Linked DNA regions of Homo sapiens: region 2 is linked to region 1. Evidence: chromatin contacts called from ENCODE Hi-C or POLR2A ChIA-PET data. All regions are on one chromosome and are shown on one strand. Each heading gives the region's core, a stretch centred on a gene start or an enhancer-like site at or near the end of the contact. The rest is flanking DNA. Distances are from core to core; before and after follow the strand shown. Region 1 overlaps PDZD2 (PDZ domain containing 2). Region 2 overlaps MTMR12 (myotubularin related protein 12).

Evidence for each region. A loop is a pair of places that touch in the nucleus more often than their neighbours do. ChIA-PET counts read pairs that join two places held with the same protein, here RNA polymerase II (POLR2A). Pooled maps may share reads with other maps.
Region 2: a loop to region 1 is called in a map of endothelial cell of umbilical vein, with 8 times the contacts of the local background. The contact joins two enhancer-like sites. A Hi-C loop is called at or near these places in 3 of 168 maps with a recorded cell type or tissue (PC-9, endothelial cell of umbilical vein and sigmoid colon) and 6 of 50 pooled maps. POLR2A ChIA-PET finds 5 or more read pairs at or near these places in 2 of 52 experiments (both activated CD4-positive, alpha-beta T cell).

What each region holds. Positions count from the first base shown.
Region 1 is chr5:32,095,730-32,101,766 of GRCh38, forward strand. PDZD2 (PDZ domain containing 2) reads left to right here. Exons shown (of 25, transcript NM_178140.4): 22 at 1,550-1,651; 23 at 2,635-2,905; 24 at 5,376-5,510. It overlaps LOC105374711 (a long non-coding RNA gene), which reads right to left. Exons shown (of 4, transcript XR_007058716.1): 3 at 2,582-6,037; 4 at 1-2,116. Among named protein-coding and RNA genes, the nearest start is that of GOLPH3, 76 kb to the right of the region's middle. RefSeq lists an enhancer at 1,975-3,174. Within about 2 kb of position 2,767, at least 7 of the 41 ENCODE cell types and tissues checked have a DNase peak (open chromatin) inside an H3K27ac peak, as active enhancers do.
Region 2 is chr5:32,229,221-32,235,257 of GRCh38, forward strand. It overlaps MTMR12 (myotubularin related protein 12), which reads right to left. Exons shown (of 16, transcript NM_001040446.3): 14 at 5,742-5,909; 15 at 4,553-4,714; 16 at 1-1,127. The coding sequence ends at 558. It also overlaps the pseudogene RNU6-1079P. Among named protein-coding and RNA genes, the nearest start is that of GOLPH3, 58 kb to the left of the region's middle. RefSeq lists enhancers at 2,414-2,959, 2,960-3,504, 4,358-4,829. Within about 2 kb of position 2,916, at least 22 of the 41 ENCODE cell types and tissues checked have a DNase peak (open chromatin) inside an H3K27ac peak, as active enhancers do.

The DNA of each region.
Region 1 (6,037 bases), core at 1,517-4,016:
TTCCTTCTCCTTTTTTTTTTTCTTTTCTTGAGATGGAGTCTCGCTCTGTTGCCCAGGCTGGAGTGCAGTGGCGTGATCTCGGCTCACTGCAAGCTCCACCTCCTGGGTTCACGCCATTCTCCTGCCTCAGCCTCCCGAGTAGCTGGGACTACTGGTGCCCGCCACCATGCCCGGCTTTTTTTTTTTTTTTTTTTTAGTAGAGACGGGGTTTCACCGTGTTAGCCAGGATGGGCTCCATCTCCTGACCATGTGAACCACCTGCCTCCGCCTCCCAAAGTGCTGGGATTACAGGCGTGAGCCACCGCACCCGGCGTAGGAGGCCTCATTTTCAAATATTGTCTCTTTGCTCCCATAAGACATTGAAATATCTGAGAAGTGTTCCTATTTTCAGCACCACATTACCTCCTAGAAGCTGGACAAAGACCATTTACTGGGTCCCGTATTCCCATTTTTGTTTGGAAAGCTTAGTCAACCTCTTTCTCCCCATCAATCCGTGTGTGAGCATACATATGGTTGAAGGTGCCCATGAAGTCAACCTCCCAACTCCCCCAAAAGTTCTGCGGGACAGTCTAGGTTTTGGTTTGAGTGAACTTTGGGGGTTTTTTGAGACAGAGCCTCACTCCATCACCCAGGCTGGAGTGCAACTGGCATGATCTCCACTCACTGCAACCTCTGCCCGCTGGGTTCAAGCGATTCTCCTGCCTCAGCCTCCCAAGTAGCTGGAATTACAGGTGTCCGCCACCACGCCCGGCTAATTTTTGTATTTTTCAGTAGAGACGGGGTTTCGCCATGTTGACTAGGCTGGTCTCGAACTCCTGACCTCAGGTGATCCGCCCGCCTTGGCCTCCCAAAGCACTGGGATTACAGGCGTGAGCCACTGCGCCTAGCCATGCTATTTTTTTGGCATCAGTTAATTAATTGTACCTGAAATCCAATGATGGGGAGGGAGATGTAGAAAACATGGCCTTGATATGCTCTTATCCTGCCTCTTGCCACTGACGCTTATCTTTCTGCTGTTGCTAGGACTGGCTTTGCTAAATTGTAGACTTAAAGAATTACAGAATAAAGGATTCCCATCATGATCAAATTATGTACTATGATTTTTTTTTTTTTTTTTTTTTTTTGAGACAAGGTCTCACTCTGTCAACCAGGCTGAAGTGCAGTGGCGTGATCATGGCTCACTGCAGCCGTGACCTTCCGGGCTTAGGTAATCCTCCCACCTCAGCCTCTTGAGTAGCTGGGACTACAAGTGTGCAACACCACACCTGGCTGATTTTTGTAGAGACAGGGTTTTGCCACATTGCCCAGGCTGGACTCGAACTCTTGGGCTCAAGAGATCCGCCCCCTTGGCTTCCCAGAGTGTTGGGATTACAGGCGTGAGCCACCATGCCTGGCTGAGAGCCAAAGAACCTTTAGGGCCTGTGGTGAAAAGCCCCTCCAAGAGGACTGACATCAGAGCTTCCTTACTCCTGGCCCAAGGGGATATGTTTTTCTTTCTTAATTTTTTGCAGCTGTAGCTCAAAGGATAATTTTTGTTTGTTTTCACTAGAATGAAGAAGATGTTTGCTTCATAGTCTTGAATAGAAAAGAAGGCTCAGGTCTGGGATTCAGTGTGGCAGGAGGGACAGATGTGGAGCCAAAATCAATCACGGTAAGTGACAGAGTCATTAGGCTCTCAGGAAAATCCCCCCTCAAGCAGCCTCAGAATGTGATCAGGGCACAAATTCCAATCAGCGGGTTCAGAGATTGCTGGATTTCATTCCCAGCTACCAACATAAAAAGGGAGAAGTGGGAGAAGTAGTACGTAAGGTTTTCGTTGACAAAAGACAAGCATTTTTAACACAGAGCTGACATGTATAGGCCATTTCCAATCCCTATAAACACAATTCGCTATAGCCTTATAATTTACCTCCATATTTTAAGCAGTAGAAAACATTAGAATCAACTGGCCAAACTTGTGTTTATACAATTACTCCCGTCTCAAAAAGTCACTCAAAATTTTACATCATTCAAAAGCCTTCAGGACCATCCAGAGGGTCACCTTCACTGCACGAGCCCAGGCCTCATTCATCTTCGTATTCCCATTGCCTCCTGGATGCCAGGCCCATGTCAGACACTAAAAAGGAGTTAAAAAAAAATGTGTGGAGACACTGGCATTGACATTTGTGTTCCATCCCCCGCACTGAATGTATGTTTTTTTTTATAAAGCAAGTGTCTACCTTAGAAAGTTCCTTTACTACAAGACCCGGCACGGTGGCTCACGCCTGTAATCCCAGCACTTTGGGAGGTCGAGGCGGGTGGATCACCTGAGGTCAGGAGTTTGAGACCAGCATGGCCAACATGGTGAAACCCTGTCCGTCTCTCCTAACAATACAAAAATTAACTTGGCATAGTGGTGTGTGCCTATAATCCCAGCTACTCAGGAGGCTGAGGCAGGAGAATCGCTTGAACCCGGGAGGCTGAGATTGCACCACTGTACTCCAGCCTGGGTGACACAGCGAGACTCCCTCTCAAAAAATAAAAATAAAAAAGGAAGGTTCCTTTACTACAGATACGCAGTTAGTTACTATCTCCCTTTTACCGGAAATCGTAAGTGGATCTGGTTTTTGTTCCCTTTTCCTTTCCTCATCCCAGGTCCACAGGGTGTTTTCTCAGGGGGCGGCTTCTCAGGAAGGGACTATGAACCGAGGGGATTTCCTTCTGTCAGTCAACGGCGCCTCACTGGCTGGCTTAGCCCACGGGAATGTCCTGAAGGTTCTGCACCAGGCACAGCTGCACAAAGATGCCCTCGTGGTCATCAAGAAAGGGATGGATCAGCCCAGGCCCTCTGCCCGGCAGGAGCCTCCCACAGCCAATGGGAAGGGTTTGCTGTCCAGAAAGACCATCCCCCTGGAGCCTGGCATTGGTAAGATGATCATTTCAACAACCAGCAGGCTGTGAGCTACTGCAGAAAGAGGAGATTCTGGTTGAACATGAAGGAAAATAACAGCTAACTAACTTCTAGATCTGAAAAATTAAATGTAGCGAAGTCTAGTGTGTTTGGATGCTGCTTACAAAAGCAGTGTTACAAATAAATTAGAAAAAAATTAGAAAATTAGAAAAATCCCCCCAGTAGTTCAAGCTGTACTGTGGAAGATTTAAAATGACTGCAGAACAGTTTCCCTAAGTGTCCTAAGAAGGAATCTCTTACATTCACAGCCTCTTGTTAGGACTGGTAAGGAAAACAGGAAACTACGTGACGGGGCGAGCAGTGTTGAAGGAGAAATTCCAGAACTAAGATTTATCCTTGGGAAACAGCAAGGTTGTATTCTTTCCTGGTTTAGAAGAAAAGAAGGAAATGAGGGGGCAAGAGTATTTTGTGTCTGAAAACAGAAATTGCAGCCTTAGTCAACCAAGAAGAACTCACTGGAAGAGGTTTAGAAACAGATTTTCTACGTTCCGTCCATATTCAGAGCCTCAGAACCACGTGCAGCGTCTGTTTCTGCAGTGCGAGCTGTTTAATGCCCTGTTAAGTACTGCAGATGTCTGGAGTGCCGTGCATCTTGGCATTCAGGGGTGACGTCTTTTTTTATTCGAGAGGGCAAAGCAGAGGGTATGGGTTAGGCAGTGCCTTCTGGGAGGGGCCTTTTGTTCCTTCTCCACATCTCTCCCTGATAAGGGTAGCTGGATTCCTTTCTACAACTTGGCTTCCTTGTGGCCTGAGCTGTTTGTAGTCCTTGCTGAAAATGGCTCCGATTCCATTTAACAAATGAGAAACACTTCTTGTCCAGATGCCTCCATGGTCCCCAGTCTTCCTTCTGTGTCATTTCACTTTCCCTCTTCCAGAGGGCTGAGGCCCTCCTCAATACAGGGAAACACCTTGGTCATCAGATCTTGTCATGCTTGCCTTTGCCCCAAAACTGTCTCGACCACTTGGTGGACTTTCAGTGGGATCCTTGTAAACTGTCAAAGGAAACCACTTCATCCTCACAGCTGCCAGTTTTTAAGCCTCGTGAACTCAGATCTGGATGGTCCTTCTGTCATTTATAATCAATCACTCAGTATTCCTGCAGCAACTTCAGGGCCTCTGGTCTTGAAGCAGACCCTGCAGAGCAATCAATCAAACGCTGAGCGCCTGGAGGGCTTAACCTCGCTCAGTTTCCTGTTCTTCAGTCTCCCTAACCCAGGTCTACCCGGTCCTATGCAGTTATATTCCTTACCATACACTGACAGCGTCCAGCTGGGGGCCCGGTGCAGTAAGCTGCACAGTAGAGATGCTGGGACGCTTTTAAATTCCTGATGCCCAGGAAATTCCCAGCTTAATTAAATCAGAAATGCCGCAGTGGGGGCCAGACACCGTTTCACGTTCCCAGGTGACTCCAGTATGCAGCCAGACTCGAGCCACTGCAATAGACCCATTTTCCTGTTGAAAAATCATGCTCCCCCCAGTGTTAGTAAATGTCCTTCAGACCCTGTGGAGTGGCCTTCTTTAAACCACGACAATGGACTGGCCTTTATGTCCAAAGGAGACAATGCTAGCTTGGCTTCAGCCCTAGTGAACAGTGAACAGAGGAAGCAGGCAGTTTAATCCATCCGTGGTCCTTCCTCTGCCTCCCAATTAACTAAGTGTGCCTTTGCAGTCAACTCTGACGTCCTTGGCTGGTAGGCAGGCAAGGGAGGGAAGTACAAGGCAAGTTTACAATCCTGATTCAAACCAGCCCACTATCCCGAAACCAGCACACAGAGCCGGCATCACCATGGAAACACATTTCCTCACAGTGGAGCAAGATGCCAGTAGAGGCAGCGAGTGTGTTTGTGAAGACAGCCATAGCCAGGGGCAGGGTTTCCCTTTGCAGGAGCAGGAGTGGCAGGAGCGGGGAGGCAGGAAGCTCTCTGGGTTCCTGGGGGCTTTGGAGTCCATTCTAACAGTCTCACATGAGACTGGGCATTTTGGTGCTGCCAAGTCTTGGTACCAGAGGATGATCTGCTGCTGCCATTAGCAGCCAGGGTTGGCAGAAAATCAAATTTGGAGTCCCCAAGTGTGACTTCAGTCCTCACTGAGAAGTGCACAGCCGGTGTGGGGGGCTTAACAAGAGCACTTTGCTTTCTGGGGATTTCTGCTTGGGCATAAAAGCATTTGCCAATGCTTGCAGAAAACACAGAACAAAGGATGCAAGTACAGCAGCAACACAGCCAGGAGGGCAGCCCCAGAATTGGGAGGCCAACAGTGCTACTGGGCTCAAGTGCTGTTATAAGTAAGTAAGTGCCCCAGGGTAGATGGGACTTGAGTGTGCCAGAAGTACATGGGGCTGGAGGCGATGCATCCTGGGGGACTTGGACATGTGGCATGATGAACAACCCTGTCATTTTCATCTTGGTGCACGCTGCGGCTGCAGGGAGAAGTGTGGCTGTACACGATGCTCTGTGTGTTGAAGTGCTGAAGACCTCGGCTGGGCTGGGACTGAGTCTGGATGGGGGAAAATCATCGGTGACGGGAGATGGGCCCTTGGTCATTAAAAGAGTGTACAAAGGTAATGTTCTAGACAACTCAGTCAGCCTTCTCTCACCTGTCATTTTTCCATGGATGTCTCAATGAAAAAAATGCCTTCCATTTAGAAATCAAAAAACCTAAACTGTTTTTAATGCTTTGTGACATACAAGGTTTATTCTGTATGGACATGTATTAACTCATGCCATCCACGTGGCAACTCTATTGGGTGGGTGTCATCATTATCCCTATTTTACAAAAGGAGAAACTGAGGCACGTAGGGTCACACAGCTGTAAGTGGCAGAACCAGGCTCCAGCCCAGGCAGTCTGGCCCCAGAGCATCTGTCCCTGACCCCTGTACTGCAGCAGTTCCTTACTCCGGGCCCCTCTCTCTGATGTGAACACACCACACTAAGTAACATCACTAGACTTGCCAGTCAGGAGTACTTAATACTGGCCAAGATCTCATTGACTTAAAATACTACACTTGTAAATGCTAGACTGCAAGAAAGGAATACAGTCCAAGCATAGCCTTTGTGGGAAAAAAAAGATGGGGGATAGATATTATTG
Region 2 (6,037 bases), core at 1,666-4,165, 130 kb after region 1:
AACTTCCCAGGTGTTTTACAGGCAAGGGGGCGTAGAAAGAAAAAAATGTGATGGTTTAAGTAAATGCCACACATCTTAATACCTCTATCTGAATCTTCAACTCCCCATACAAATACATAAAGCTGAACTTGCTTCTATAATTGAGATGGGTTACACAGAAACTTACTATTCCCAATGACTGGATAAATTATCTTGGCACAAAGAGGATCTGAAGAAAGTATCAAGTCCAAGAATATCTTACTGAAGCCCTTTCTGGTAGTAAACTGGCCATTGTGGGCTCTGTATAATACTTAGGCATCAGAAAACGGCCACAACCCTATTACGGGTCAAGTAATAATTCCTTCCAATTAGTAATACTACAGATGCGGTTTTAATTGCATAGTCTTTTAGAATCATGAAAAATAATGAGAGCCACCTCTTTTCCCGAAGGCCCAGGTTTATTCTAACGGAGTGCCGGGCTAAGGACCCAGCCAGCATGAGCTGTAGCGTGACACAAATCCAGGGATCAGCTGTCCCAATCTCCCACATTCCTCTTTCACAATCACTCAACAAACAGGTCACACATCCCCTAGGTCCACGAACTCATCTTCTCGTTTGGCCAAATCGTCTTCATCTCCCAAAGCTTTCCAGCCACTGGTGGGTAAGACGGGCTTAGAGGAATGTCGCTGGAGCAGAGCGAAAGGAAACAAAGACGAGAGGCGGGCAGAGTTCCTCAGCAGGCAGGGGGCCTCAGCCTGGGGGGCCTGCTGGCTGTGGTGTCTCTCGTCGATCTTCTCTTGTAAACTCTGGACTTCCTCCATCATTTCCAAGAGTTTGCTCAGAGTGGCCACTTGGCCACCACCTAGGATTTGGGCTTCTGGAATCCAACGTAGGTAGCGCTGGGCCCAGACTTTGATTTCGGGCCCCTCGATATGCGGTAACAACAAACCATGGTAGTCAGTGGACTTGCTATGCCAGCTGTCATAGAACTCTCGAAAGTTGTCTTGGAGCTCATCAGAAGAATTAATAAGTTTGCTAATTCTCTTGCCCAGAAGGTTTTTAATTAAATGATCTGTTTCTTCCCTGAAAAATCCTCTTTTGGGAGATGACTTAGATTGTGTAAGTGGCAAAGAAAGTTGTCGTTGATGCTTTGAGAGAAAACACAAATAAAAATCACTGGTTAACATAACAGGCACAGTTAACAGCTGTTACCATAACAAAAAGAGCATAACCCTGCTTTAACAAGTTCCAAGAGACATCAGTGTTGCCATGTGAATGCACACTCATTAACACGCTGTGACATCCAGAGGTGGGGTATTCCTGTGTATTGCCATGGTGCACACTGTACCAGAAACAAATGGGGAAGCAGGTGCACGTGGCAGCTGTGCAGAAAGGCATGCTGGGACACAGAGAAAGGAGCTTTTGGTGCCCTCCTCCTCTGTCACAGGGGCACCACAGGACACAAAGCACTTCTGAAAAAGCTGTTTAACTTAAGATAGTTTAATGATTTAGGGGAACTTGTGGGTCAGGCCCATTCATGTTCTAAAGGGAAAAAGATGTTTCTTCTTTGAGAACTTTAAGGCTGTTAACCACTACAATCTTCTGAACAACTGCAAGGAGGCACTGCTAACTACCAGAAGATACTATCACATGGGTGAAATAGCAGCTTATCAGGCATCCAGTGGGAGTTTAAGCCGAAGTCATAAAGATTCTTTTAGATACAGAAAACAGGCAGGTGAGAGCAAAGAAATGTGATGAGCCAGCTAAGCTGACCAGACTTGTCTGGCAACCTGCATGGAGTAGAAAATGGGAGAGCATTTTCACATTTTCATATTTCCCCCCTTGGTCATTCTCTCTGTGGCCAGAGCAGAGTATTATATTTGGGGGTGCACTGAGAAAGGGTTTTGAGGCTGGGCGCAGTAGCTCATGCCTGTAATCCTAGCACTTTGGGAGACCGAGGCGGGCAGATCACCTGAGGCCAGGAGTTCAAGACCAACCTCAACCTGGCCAAAATGGCAAAACCCCATCTCCACTAAAAATAGAAAAAATTAGCAGGGTGTGGTGGTGGGCACCCGAGGCTGAGGGAGGAGAATTGCTTGAACCCAGGAGGCAGAGGCTGCAGTGAGCCGAGATCACGCCGTTGCACTCCAGCCTGGGCAATGACAGCAAAACTCTGGCTCGCAAAAAAAAAAAAAAAAAAAGGGTTGTAAAAGATGGATGTGGTCGGAAGGTCATGAGGGTTCCCCAGTGCCCAAAGCAGAAGTAAAAACATGTGGGGAGAAGCTGTTTGTCCAGCTCTTTTGCTACTGTTCATTTGAAGTAAGAAGAGATAACAACTTAATTTTCAGGTTCACTCTAAAACTCTCTAACATATTTCCATCAATGGTTCTTCCTTGTAAAAAGATATTCTTTATTGTAAAGAAAATTATTTCCTTATTATGAAATATGGAATAACAATAAAAATATTAAAAAGAAAACAAAACCATCCACAAGACCACAGCTCGGAGGTGACCAGGATTTGACTTTCCATCCAGGGTCAGGAAAGATGAAGGCCAGGATTCAGTGGCCTCTCTTTTTCTCCATCGTGAAGATGTGTCAGGCAGGGCAGGGACTACACTGAACCACCACCCAGTGCTTCCTGCCTGCTCGGTTCTGTGCTCAGTACTCACATTCACTGAGCACCTCATTCTCAAAGTCACTATTATTGCCCCACTTTACAAGCAAGGAAACTAAGGCACAGAGGTAAGCAATCTGCCGAAGGCACTGCTGCTCAGTGCCAAAGGTGGTTCAAATAGTCTGGCTCCAGAGCCTGGGCTCTCTACTGAGCTCTCCTTGGTCCTGGAAGCCCCCTTCTCTCTATCTCCTAAGCAAAGGGAGCACTCAAGACCAGCTGACATGCCAGCAGCTCTGCAGGCCAAAGCCTGGCCCGGGCCTGCGGCTGACACCGAGGCTGCACACTGGAATGGGTCCCCCCCACCGTGTGGCATTTGCACGGCAGCACCACATGCTGCTCAGCCCCTGCTTCCTCAGAGTCTCTGCAGAACTTCCCCCAGGCCACCAGGCCGCTCAACACATTGCTCCACCTGATATCTGGTCTTCTTACCCAAAGGCTTCAAGGTTTCTTGTCGCCCCCGTCCCAACTGTGATTTAGCTAGTGCAACCTGAAATTCTCCACCCCTTCAGCTCAGTCCTTTCCCACCTGCCAACTCCTGGAGCTTAGGCTGTCTGTCCCTATCTCCCAAGGAAAAGAGATGATTAGAAAAGCTAGGTCTGAGGAGAGAAATGAAATCCATTATTGGAAGGGGGAGCCTTAGGTTCCTCCCGTAACACAACAGACGTTGTCCTCGCTGTCTCTGAGGTCCCCTGCCACTCTGGCACAGGGCAGTTTCTCTGGTGCCAATCCAGCTCTCATGAGAATGTGCATGCAGCCACCAGGGGGCACAACACACTGAAGAAAAACCAATTTCTGGCCAAGCTGTTCTGGGGCTCAGGGCAATTCTGGTTAAACTGGCAGAAGAGGCTCAGCCAGAAAGGGGAAACTCCACCCTGGGCCTGCGGCCCCTAAAAGGGCAAAGTGGCCATTCTGAGTCGTTCAGCAGCCAACATCGTCTCTGCTGGCCGTGGCTCACCCAGGTCCCCAGTCCTCTTTAGAATGGAACCAACTCTGACACCAGAAAGGGCCAGGCTTTCTGAAGCCCTCCAGATCAGGCAGGATAAGGATGGCATGGAGAAGGCAGTGACACACATCGACTTAGACTTACCATCACTGCTCTCTCCTTTGTGGACTCTGTGGGGGAGAAATTCTGGGCCTGGAGACAGAGCTAGGAAATGTCAGTTAAATAATTCATCAGTTAGGGAACTTTGGGATTATCAACTAAAATGACTTTCTGACATTTGTGGCTCATAGCATAGGTCAGCAAACTGGCCACCCCTCCGGCCAAATCTGGCCTGGCGCCTGTTCTCGTAAACACTGGAACACAGCTATGCCTACTTGTTCACCTACTAAGGCTCCTTTTTTTTTTTTCAAGTAAAGGAATAAAGAATGGCTACTCCAAGGGCAGAGCAGACTAAGGCTTCTTTTGTACTACAACAGTAGAGGGGTAGTTGTGACAGAGACTTTGCAGCCCTTGACAGAGTTTTGCAACCTGTGGTTTACAGGCACAGCTCATTAAGAAAAGTCTTACTATTTATTATAATAAATGAACTGGTATCGGCCAAGTAAAACCCACACAATCAATGTTCCTTTTACTCTACTAACACACACACACACACAAACACACACACACACACACACACACAGGCAGGACAAGAGGCACGATTCCATGGAGTATGACCAGGGTGGCAGCATCCACAGTGACATCTGGCAAATGGCCCTGTTGTACCAGGGCAAAGGTGATTTGCTGAAAGCAAAGGATTCTAATGGCCCTTGACAATTTGACCATCACAAGTCTCAACTCTGCAGACTGCTTCGAGGGGTAGAAAATGCTGGCAGACAGAATCCGTAAGTACCTTTTATCATTACATGCACGGGGTCTGGGCAGCTGAAGGGGGTTTAGACATGTGGACATCTTACTTTGAAGCGCATTCCTTTCCGTTGGCCTTTGTCCAGTTTTGGCTTTTCCACATAAAGAGGGTTTTTGAGCAATGTCTGGGCTTTGGGTTCAAACTGCACCGACCAATCCCACACGGTGAGCAGATTCAAAGGCTTGCTTTGTGTATCCTGGCCTTCTCTACCCTGCCAAAACAAGCACAGGTCATGCTGTTTTCCAGGGAGGGCTGAGGAAGGCAAACACATACTTCTGGACACAGGCACCAGGAAGCATGCTCCTGCTCTGCCCTGAGAATGAATAATCATGGGCATTTAAGGCTGAGGCTACCTGTGGTTATTCACTACAAGCTTTTGGTGTGGGAGGAGGGCAAGAACAAGGACACTTCCTTTCCAGCAGTCTACACGCCAGCCGCTGTGCTGGGTGCTTCCACAGCCTCGCGAGGCAACTGTTGTTTTTCCAATTTTACATTTGAGGAAACCAAGGCTCAGAAAACTGAACTGCCCAAGGTCACAAAGCTGGTGAGTCACAAGGCTGAGCTCTGAAAGCAGGGCTGTTGCTCCTACTTCACTGGGGGATTTGGTAATCCTCCCAGCTCAAGCAAAGCCTGTAGCCCTCAGGAGGCTGCTCAGAAGCACTGAGATTATCTAATTGGGGGCACAGTCCAGGAAGGGCCAAAAGGGTTAAGATGGAAGGAAAAGGCTAGCTTCCCTGATCTGCTGGTCCCCATTCTCTTCACAGAGGAGTTCCAGGCATCAGGCAAAATCGGAGGACATCTGGTCTAACTGTCTTTCAAATGGACAGCTTTGAATTTTGCTTAATTCCCCAGCTTCAACACTTGCTTCCAGTTCCAATATTTACCATGTGACCACGAGTGAGTTACTTATCCTTTTTTTGCCTCAGCTTCCTCCAGGATAATAAAAATGCATATGCCATAGGGTGCTGTAAGGAGTAAGTATTAATACCTAAGAAGCTCTTAGACCAATGCTTGGTATGTAGTTAGTGTTCAATATCTTTTTTAAAATATGGAACGTCTCATGAGTTTGCATGTCATCCTCTCGCAGGGGCCATGCTAATCTTCTCTGTATTATTCCAACTTTGTTTAGTGTATGTGCTGCCAAGTGAGCACCATTTTATTTGTAGCATCAGTATTACTGCATCCTACTTGTGAGAAGAAGCCTCTTTAATACACAGGTTCCTAAGAGGGACTCTTACCATGTTAGTATCTTTTTGATGAGGTGAATTGAAGAAGAAGGTGCTAAAAATAGGTATATACAGGCTATCTGACAAAACAGTCAGGTAAGTCTCTGTGAATTCAAATGCCGGGGGATGCTGGTGCACCAGCTGCCAGACACAATCTAGGAAAAGCAGGAACACAGGAACCTGCATGAAAACAAGATACGTTACTTGGTGGGCAGAGCCCAGAGCAAGCCATCCTGAGTTCAGGGGGCAGCCACCTCAACAGCTGTGGAATAAGCACTTCTGAGGACTTCATTCTCTGGGAAACACAG